Linked DNA regions of Mus musculus: region 1 is linked to region 2. A link is a loop called in an ENCODE intact Hi-C map of the cell type or tissue named here. Cell type or tissue: heart. All regions are shown on one strand.

Region 1 (5,000 bases), 520 kb after region 2:
GCCTGGTCTAATGAGTTCCAAGACATGCAGAGATATGTAGAGATCCTGTCTCAAAAACAAAACAGGGCTGGAGCGATGCTCTGCCAAAGGTCCTGAGTTCAATTCCCAACAACCACATGGTGCTTTACAACCATCTGTAGTGGGATCCGATGCCCTCTTCTGTGTGTGTCTGAAGACAGCTTCATTGTACTCATATACATAAAAAAATATAAATCTTTAAAACAAAGCACCCAAAAGTAAAACTAAGAAAGTGGTTGGAGTCAGGTAGTGGTGGCGCACGCCTTTAACCCCAGCAACTTGAGAGAGGCGGAGAGGCAGGAGGATTCCTGAGTTTGAAGTTGAGCCTGGTCTACAGAGTGTGAGTTCCAGGACAACCAGGGCTACACAGAGAAACCCTGTCTCGGGGGGGGGGGGGGGGAGATATATGACTCAATGACTCAGCAGGTAATGACGCTACTGTTCTTACAAAAGAGCTGGTTTTCATTGCCAGACCTACATGAAGGCTCTCAACTGTCTGCATGCTTGTTCCAGGATGCCTGTTCTGACCTCCATAGGTACATATACTCAGGTTCACATCAAATACATAAAATTAAAAAAAAAAAAAAGAATCGAGGGCTGAGGGTATAACTTTGTAGGCCTTTTAAGGCACAGGACCTGAGTTTGAGACTCAATATTAAACAAAAAAGAACGGGGGTGGGGGAGGGACTGAGGGACTGTTAAGAAAACAGACCTAGAAATATAGAAAGTTCTTGATCTGAGTCTTATCAAAAATCAAGTGCAGCAGCACGGTGCACTGGGGGTTGAGCCCAGGCATGAAGGCGGGTCCCAGGGAAACAGAAGCGCCTCGCAAAGGAAAAGACATTAATCAAGATGGTGAAGACGGATGAGTAAGACAGTTGTAGAAACTCAAGGCACTAAGTATTTACTATTAACTACAATACTACTGTAGACTGGCTGGCCTTGAACTCAAGAGATCCTCCAGCTTGTCTCCCTTGTGCTGGGATTAAAGGCGAATGCCACCACTGGCAGGCTCGGTATTGACCACTGAGAAGAAAATTAAAAAGCAGCCCTCCACTTATCTAACTTTAAAATCACAAGAAAATAAAACTATGCTTGGAAATATTGTAATCGGTTTCTAAATTTTGTGAGATCCTTAAAATAGAATCAGGCACCAGGAAATTATAACTGAAAATGAATTCTGGAAAGTGCTTCTTCAACCTCTCAATGTCAAGCCCTCGGGACACACACCTTGCAAGTAAATGCCTCTTCTCAGACGCACTGCGTGGCTGCGACACATGATTGTCCGGTCCCCCTCCCCCAAGCACCGTCAAATGGAAAACAAACAAACAAAAAAACAAACAAAAAACCAAAAAAAAAAAAAAACCCCGCCCTCTGTGCTGCAAATTCTAGCTCCCATTACCCGGATCCCGGCACATTCCAGCACCGCTCCCGCCAAGTCCCGGGCCGGGAGACGAGGAGGGGGATGGTAGCACCCAGTGTCCCCACGTCAACCCACGCAAGGGCATCCTGACTGCCTGCCCAGGAGCGGTGTTCGTCCGGTCGGTCACGAGCCGGAGCGGCGTCCCTGCAGTCACACCGCGTCTTTCAGTCAAGGACTGGAGCTCTGTTCCCTGTCACCAGCCATTCCCTGGGTCGTCCTGCCCGGGAGCGCTGTCCGCTCGGTCACTTGTCGTCCTCTCAGTCACGGGTGGGAGCGCTGTCCCCTCGGGCATGGGTGGGAGAGGCGTCCCCTCCGGCACAGGTTGGGGCGGGGTCCCCAGTCACACCATGTCTTTCAGTTCGCGGGGCTGGAGCTGTTCCCTGTCACCTGCCATTCCCTAGGTCGCCTTAACCAAGAGCGCTGTACCCTCAGTAACCTGCGGTCCCTTAGGTCACGGGTGGGAGCTACGTCCCCTGAGTCCTGCTGTCCCTTCAGGCACGGGTGTGAGCGCTGTCCCTTCTGCCCTCCTAGTCACAGGTAGGAGCGCCATCCCCTCGGTCACTTGCTGTACCCTCGGGAGCGCCGTCCCCTCGGGCACCGGTAGGAGCGCGTTCCACCCGTGCGCCGCTCTCCTACCTTGGCACGGCGCCGCAGGGTTTTCCCGCAGCGGGCGGCTCCCCCACGGCCTACCATGACGCTCACCTCATGAGATAGTCCCGGAAGTCCTTGCTCCGGACATAGTCCGCCGCTTTGCGCACCAGCGCTCCAGCCATGGCCGTGCCGTTGGCGGTGAAGCCGCTACCTAGACAGATGACACCGCTGTGGACTCGGCTGAGGCCCTCGGCGCTCTCACCCCAGCGCCCGCCTCACGACACTCGGAGAAGCCTTACGACCGCTCGGCGCTCCACCAATGAGAACGCGCTAGACCGCAGAGCGCGTCCGGGATTGGCTGCCGCGGTCGACACACCCCCCGCCTGCCCTCGGGGCGGTGCGCGCCGCGGGGCTGCCGTCGTAAAAGGGCCCGGCGGCCCGGACGACTGGCGGTTGCTAGGGGCTGCGAGGGTGACACTCCTCTGCCCGGGGGTCCTGGGCAGGCTTCCGGGGTCTCAGCGGGGCGTGGTGGGCAGGTCGGGCTCCTGTCACCCCTCGCCTGTCCCTTTGCCCCGCGGGCGGCTGCACAGAGACGGTGAGATCCTGCAAACCGGCGGCGACCGGCTTGGGATGGAGTCACCGAGTGCAGAGGAGGGAGGCAGTTAAAAATAGCTAAGAGCCTCAGTCTCCAGAAGTGTGGCTGCCCACGTGTGGAAAGCACAGGTTACATAAGTGCCCGGAGCGTGCATACTGCAGCTTTAGCCTGTACACCCGCAGAGGCTCAGAGCCACACCCCAGACATGGCGGGGGGGGGGGGGGCAGAATGCAGAGAGAGTTGAGCCGGAGGTAATGAGAAGGGCCTGGCTACATTTCCTGTCACCACTACCACTCTTGAGGAGAGGAAAGGTGACAGAATCCCTTCCGCCGTAAACCGGATCGCGTGAAGAACACAACTGCCTTCAGGCTGCTCGCAGCCACACCCGAGTAGGCCACACCGCGCTAAGGGTCGCTAAGGCCCGTCCCCTGAGTTCGTGCCAGTGTCAGTCTTTGTTTACCAAAAGGAGGCTGAAGACGACCTTCCCCTTATAGGGAAGGGTCTGCAGGGCCCGGACTGCAGCGCTCTTGCCAGGTTTGCTCCGGAAGCCCTGGCTGTGTTCCATCTCCAGCACTGCCGTAAACCAGGCTGGGTGGTGGGAAGTTCAAGGTCACCACTGAGTCCTCGGGGTGGGGCTTGGGGCGAAAGTTATTAAACGAATGGTAATCTTCTGTGGTTTTCCCCTTCTATGCATAGTAAATATGTGCAGCTTTTCTCAGATTTAATTTTTGCCGGTTTATTCTAACAATCTTCCGAGAATAGAGGGGACTCTCTTCCTTACCAAAACCGAACCTGAAGCGGGCCTTGGTGGCAAATGAGTTTGATCCCAGCACCGAAGATGCAGAGGCAGAGGCAGAGGCAGGAGGATTTGAGTTCAAGGCCAGCCGTGTCTATATAGCTAGTTCTGTAGCCCTGGCTACTCAGAGAAACCCTGTCTCAAACAAAATTTAAAAAACGAAAAACAAAAAACAAGGCCAGGCAAAAAAAACAAAACAAAAAAAAAAAAAAACACACAAACAGCAACAACAACAAAAGCACAATTTGGGGATTATACCTCAAATCAAGGAAAGTTGAGTAATTTAGAATGCCACTGGGGAATATGAAGTCTGGAATGCACTGGCAGAAATGAATATAGGAAGTTAAACCAAACACTCAAGGGAATGCATAAGTATTAAGAATGGACATTCCCTTTGGCCAGCAATTCCTTTCTAGAGCTGTCCCTGGAAAGGCTAGTTTGTGGAGCTTATTTTAATATGGAAACAATCCTCAAGGCGTTCCAGCGTGTGTCATAGTGTGTAACTTAGCAGGTGAGAGAGAAAAGAGGACCCATTCAAGGCTGGCCTGCGCTACATGACATCCTGTCTTAAATAACTGCAAATTAGTAATAAACCAGGCCTGGTAGTGTACACTTTTATCCTAACAAGTGGGAGGCAGAGGTAGGCAGACCTCCTATGAGTTCTGAGACCAGTCTGGTTTAGATAGCGACTAGGCAAGAAAACAAGTTATTTATGTTCTAGTGCTAAGTAATTATAGTATTTATCTGCAGGAAAAAATGTGTGGACTATTGTATAAAGTATGTTACTCATTTGTGCTCAGCGATGTTTTTGTGTGCAAAGATATTGGGACAACACTGACAGTGGCTACCCCTAAGTGTAACGGAAGGGACATGAGATGGAGGAAAGTAATTTTTTTTTTTACTGTGTAGCCCTGGCTGGCCTGGAACTTGTGACATCTTCTGTTAAAAGGATGTTTTATTGTAATCTGGGCATGGTGGTGAACCCCTCTAATCCCAGAACTCAGGAAGCAGATCTCTGAGCTTGAGGCCAGCCTGGTCTACCTAGTGCATTCTAGGACAGCTAGAGCTTCATAGTGAGACTCTATCAGTCAATCGATCAATCAGTGTTTCATTATATGGATAGAATAATGCTTCTGAGTGGTCTCTAGATCTAGAAACATTTGAGAGACTAAGGTGCAAGGATGGAAGTCAGTTCACACTGGGTCAGACACAGCGGGGAAAGTCTAGGAAGCTTATGTCTGAGTCATGATACCCACTGCGACCAAAAGAAAGTTCTGCAGTAGCCTGTGCCTACATGTGTCAATACCCCGGTTAAAGCATGAGTGAAGGTACCAATTGTGGGTGGAAAGAGATGTTCCCAGAGCCATGTGGGCTATTGACCCTAGGAGGTCCTAGATATTTCAAAACTGAGAAAGGCTATTGCCACTGCTGCTGGGTGCTTGCCAAAGTTAGATACTAACGCCCAGTTGCTGAAGATGCCATGCACTTTGGTTGTAAGACTTGGAGACATAAAGCTGGAACTGAACTAGACGTGTTCCCTGTCTGCTGACTAGCGTTTAGAGTGCTGGAAGGTGTCT
Region 2 (5,000 bases):
CATCATACACACCGCACTGCTCTGCCTTGGGCTGCACTCCTGCCTGCCAGTCACCTCCTTTCTTGCCCATTGGTGCTCTGCATGTAGAACGTTTCCTCTCACGGAACTTGCCAACTCTAAAAAGTCCAAATCTGCTTGTGTTTGATCAATAACTCATCATCTCCAAAACACACACGTGGCAATATTTCAGCACTTTCCATGCAACACTTTTTGTCTTGGCGATGCAGGAAATGTTTTCATCAAAGTAACAAAGGCTCTTGCCACAGCCCAGGGAAAGCAAGCTGAGGCTACCCAAATGTGGACCACGGGGCTCCCTCCTTCCTTTGGACTCCTGCTGCCTGTTCCTCATTGACCTCACTGCGTGTCAAGTATTGTGTTCACAGTGACGCAAAAGCCTGGGTGCTGGTGCCAAAGAGTGTATTTGGATTACATGGAAAAAAAATGAATAGAATGAAGTTTTGAGTACTGGAGCAAAGCTCTGCAGCCACACGATTTCATTGTTTCTTCTCTTTTAGGAAAATTAGCTTTGATAAAGGGCTATTTGGCTAAGATTCTTCCACTTAAACACCCTCCCTTGTTTCTTCAATAGACTGCTTGGAGCTGCCCTGGGAGGATGGATAAAGAGTAGATGAGCGAAGCATTTGCCCAACCCTAGAGACAGACAAAGACCAGTGAAATCCAGATTCAAAGAGGGACGATGTGCTGCAGGACACACAGAAGCACAGGAGGACCTAGACAGGTAGCTGTCAGGACAGAGAAAGTCCTCTGGAAGAGATGGTGCAATGACACAATGTCCCTTGTCCTCAGTCCCCCACTCTCTCCATACAGCCCTGCTGCTTTGCTTCCTCAATCCTGGCTTCCTATATCCACCTCTGGACCCTGTTCAGATCCATTCTTTCTGGAATCTTCCTCTTGGTTACCTCTGCAACCCTCAAATTCTCCCTCCTCCAAGACAGCACTCAGCTGTCACTCCATAGGTCATAGGTCACTTCTCATTAGGGTGTTTATGAGTGGTGCAATATGCAGCTTTCTTGCTCTGTTTGATCTTGAATAGAATCACTTGCTCAGGCCTGCCCCTCCGATCCTGTCACTCTTCTTGCCCCCAGTAGCTGTCTGCTTCCTAATCTACTAATCTACTGCTTTTCTCTCACAACTCCCCTTCCAAATGTCACAGGTCACTCCCCCACACCCATCTAATTGCGGGTTACTAAGCGCCTCTCCCAAGCACCCGGGAGACCTTCCACACCCCTGCCTTTCTCTTCATGGATGCTTTAGCGTACTTACTTCCCTTCTCCCTGTTCCCTGAAAGCTTTCTCAGGCCTTGCTCTCCTGTCTAGCTTCCTCCAAAGGACCAAAATGCTGGACAACTAGAGTAATGGAAGTTAGCACCTGATGAAAGGTTTCTTACCCACTCATTGCCCCCGATGTGAGTTAGCAACAGCTACAACATGGCCCCCACCCTCCCCTCCACCAAAAACATTGCCTTTTGGGTCTCAGCTTTCCCAGATCCCCACATGTCATCCCACCCTGTCCTCCTCACCTCACAGAGCTGTTTCTTCATGTTGCCTCGTTCTTCAAACCCCTGGACTTCAGTAGGTAAGCATTCTTAAGCATCTCTGGAATGAAGCCCACCATCAGCCATAGCCACAGGGGCGCACTCCACAGGTCTGCTAGTCACATGCTGGCCACGGGATTTTACTTCATCTCAGAGGCTCCTCTTTGAGTGCCACAGTGTGTCTGTCCCTTGTCACCTGCAGATGCTCAGTCCACTCCTGCCTGATGCACTCTTCCACTTTTCCCTGCCCCCTTCAAACACATCCTCTGCCCTCTGCCCTGAATCCTCTTCATCGTCCCTTCAGCTGCTGCCTCAGCACTAGGGGATCACGATCTTCATTTCTAACCCACTTTAGGCCAGCATCCTCGGGCCCACGCTCTCCTCCCACATCTCAGTCTTCAGAGTAGAGAGACACTGCGCCATGATACCCTTCCTTCTGCAACCAAGACCATCCATTTTTTTTTTCTCAGAAATTCCAGATTCACACAAAGCATCCATGGACTGACTCCTTAGAGGGGCATCAAATGTCATGCCTCTTTTTTTCTTCTCCAGCCTTAGGGATGGTAAAACTTTATCTAAGTGATTTGTTGTTGTTGTTGTTGTTGTTGTTGTTGTTGTTTTTAAATCTGCTATACCTTGAGCATCTCCATCTCCCTACTGCCAAACCTACCAAACCTGCCTTTGCCTGCATATTTCCTCCTCTGGGCCCCTTACCAGTAACCGGAAGCCAGGAATGCATTCCCCAAGCAACAGGCATTCAGTGCACTTGATACCACAAATACTTGAGCCCTCAACTACGATTCATGTCCACTGCTGTACCCCTGACTCGGTGGCCCCTGTATACTCCCTTCCCAAACAGCTCCAAGATTCATTTCCCAAATTACACTCAGATGAGCCTGCAGGATATAAATCACAGAAGCCTGTGGCTCATAACTCTCCCTGGTATATAGCCCTGTTCTGGCCAATCTACGGGCTTCATCACATACCAGACATCTGGGCTGCAGGTCCCAGCTCCAGCTGTGCAGCCTTTACTCTCCTCCTCCAGCTCAGGGCCCATCTGCCGGGCAGCTCTTCTCTTGACTGCTTCCCACACCATGGCTGCTCATGCTACACCACTCAGATCTCCTTCCAGATTGACCTTCATTCACAGCCCCCTGTATGAAGTCTCTGTGTGTTTTGATGTGTTTTGCTTATTCCCTTCGGGTAGCTGCTCTCTACACCACTAGAGGGCAGTAGAGAGCAGGTACCACCCAAGCCAAGAATCCCACAACCTACAAAGGTTCACAGTCCTGACTCCCAACCCAATCATACCCCCACCCCCACCCTCAGCCTTCCTAACCAGGAACCATGGTATCCAATGTCTACACAGCCAACCATCATGTTACCTATCCTTCTAGCCTCCACCTCCCTGTGTGTCGTCATGCACAGGTCCAGCTTTGTCTCCACTGCTGAGGACTGCCACAGAGACATAGCCTCTGCTACACCTTCACCATGGAAGGCCTTCTGGCTTTCCTGCACACCCGTCTAGGAACACAGAGACTGTCCTTAGCATAGGCCTGTGACTCCTTTCCCCTTGGCTGGTTAAGCTCCTGGCTATGACTTTCAGAGGTGCCTTTTTTGCCCAGTAGGTTTTCCTGGGGCTTCTGCCAGGTGAACTCTCTCCCCTGCTTCCTCCAGACTTGAGCCTGACATCCTATGAAACACTAACAGGGTCTTCCAAGCTGGGCTCTGGTCTGACCTCCTTCTGAATCTCCTTGTAGTTCTGCTGAGAACACAGGAGCAAACCTTACCCTCTCCTGGAGCTATAGCCCCATGAGAACCAATTCTGCAGAACACACTTGAATGCTGGGCCACTAGAGTTTAGTGCCAGCTCTGGGTCCAAGGCCACGTGTGCCCAGGTTGCATATGGATAGCATACCTCTTCCTCATACATGGCTCTGCTTTATTGGAACCGTGAAATTTCCTATACAAGCTGATAATGTAGCTTCTTTATGAGTCTACCCCTGTCTATGCCTCAGCATCAGAACAAAGATAAGACCCTGCCCACAGTCCTCTCCAGCCTGCCTTCTAGAAAGTAAGCCAGACAGCAGGCGTGAAGGCGGGGTAGTAGCAGATACACTGGCCAGGGCCATTCTGGGTGCCAGTATTGCCTTTGCCACAGCTATAGATTCCCTGCCCCTTAGAGTTCTTCTCCAGACTTGAAAAAAGGCTTTCCTCCATTGCACGGACTGTGTTATACGCAGGGTGGCAGTTGTGCTGGTTGGCACACTATTCCTCACACAACCTGCCTGCTACTCAACATGCTTTTCTTTGTTTTAGGACACAAAATGTTTTGTGTGAAAAACAAAAAAAAAAAAAAACCCTCCAAGAGCAATGTATCAATTTGAGATAGAAGGCCTGTCTTCTGATTTTCTAGCTCTTTCTCATTTAAACCTTCAGGAAATTCCTCTGTCCACATAGGTTTATTTCAAATTAAAAGTAGGATTCCATGGATTGCCTATTAATAATCTAAATAGTATAATACCACCCAGTTTAAATAGCTTTGCCCTTTGGACTTCTGACCTAGCCAAGAACCAGCTCACCCCTCCATGGATAGCAGATGACGTTCACTGCCCACAGCCAGCCTGGCAGGAATTCACAGCATGCTATTCGGGTCACCTTTTGGGGCACCCGTGTCTCTATGCCAGGTCTTTGGGGAGTAAAGAGTCATCTCTACACCCTCCACACAGTTGTGTTATAGAACATGTGGGTCCTCTCCAACAAGCTGTGAGTTGGGTCTTGACTGAATGTAGGCCCATGGTGGATGCAGGCAGTGCTGGGCCTTGAGTCTGGTTTTCCCCTGTGGCATCAGCTTCACAGAGCCTATGAGAATACCCTGACTGGGACGCCTGGTGCTGTCTGGAGTACTGAGTGCATTTGCTCTCACAGGGACCATATTTATCTCAGTGTATCCTGGCATCAGCCACGCAGTCCTCACACCCCGGGGAAACAGTTTAAGAGTGGCGAGTAACAGACTCACAAGTCCTGCAAAAGTACACTCACTGGGATATTTGAGGAACATACAGTAATTTGCAGTATGAAGGCATTTACACTGTGCATTCACAAACCTCTCTGGTCTTAATTTCCTTTGCTTTCTCCGTATCGCCACCCTCCATGCCTCCCCCACACAAATACACACATGCAAACACACATACAAACACACACATACACACATACAAATACACACTTTTATTTTTATGCACGGAGCTCTTTCTGCTCTTTACTGTAGTTAACTCATAAAAATATAGCACACAGAGAGACACGGGTGGGGAGGTATTTGTGGCTTGGGATTCTCATTCCTAGAGCTGTATTTTTCACAGGTGTGTCTCCTGCTCTTCCCAGGCAAAGCCTCCTCCAGCCATGCCACAATGTATCACAAAGCTGACTAGGTAGCACAGACAGCCTG

What was found. Hi-C counts contacts between places; a loop is a spot of excess contacts. Peaks named below come from ENCODE experiments on the same cell type or tissue, not always from the same donor. Only the 100,000 strongest peaks of a DNase experiment are listed, where the experiment ranks them.
Region 1: it touches region 2 in a loop (2.8-fold over the local background); 1 of 42 quality-filtered maps calls a loop at or near these places.

The regions. Positions count from the first base shown.
Region 1 is chr17:8,281,105-8,286,104 of GRCm38, reverse strand. Mpc1 (mitochondrial pyruvate carrier 1) reads right to left here and starts at 2,318. Exons shown (of 5, transcript NM_018819.5): 1 at 2,144-2,318. The coding sequence starts at 2,214. In heart, CTCF peaks have their summits at 1,841 and 2,044; DNase peaks (open chromatin) are centred at 1,644, 2,364, 2,704 and 3,104; H3K4me3 peaks cover 2,786 bases; H3K27ac peaks cover 2,853 bases.
Region 2 is chr17:8,805,344-8,810,343 of GRCm38, reverse strand. All of the region lies in intron 1 of Pde10a (phosphodiesterase 10A), which reads right to left. Among named protein-coding and RNA genes, the nearest start is that of Pde10a, 6.1 kb to the right of the region's middle. In heart, a CTCF peak has its summit at 2,770 (motif pointing right); no DNase peak of the experiment used is centred here; H3K27me3 peaks cover 4,222 bases.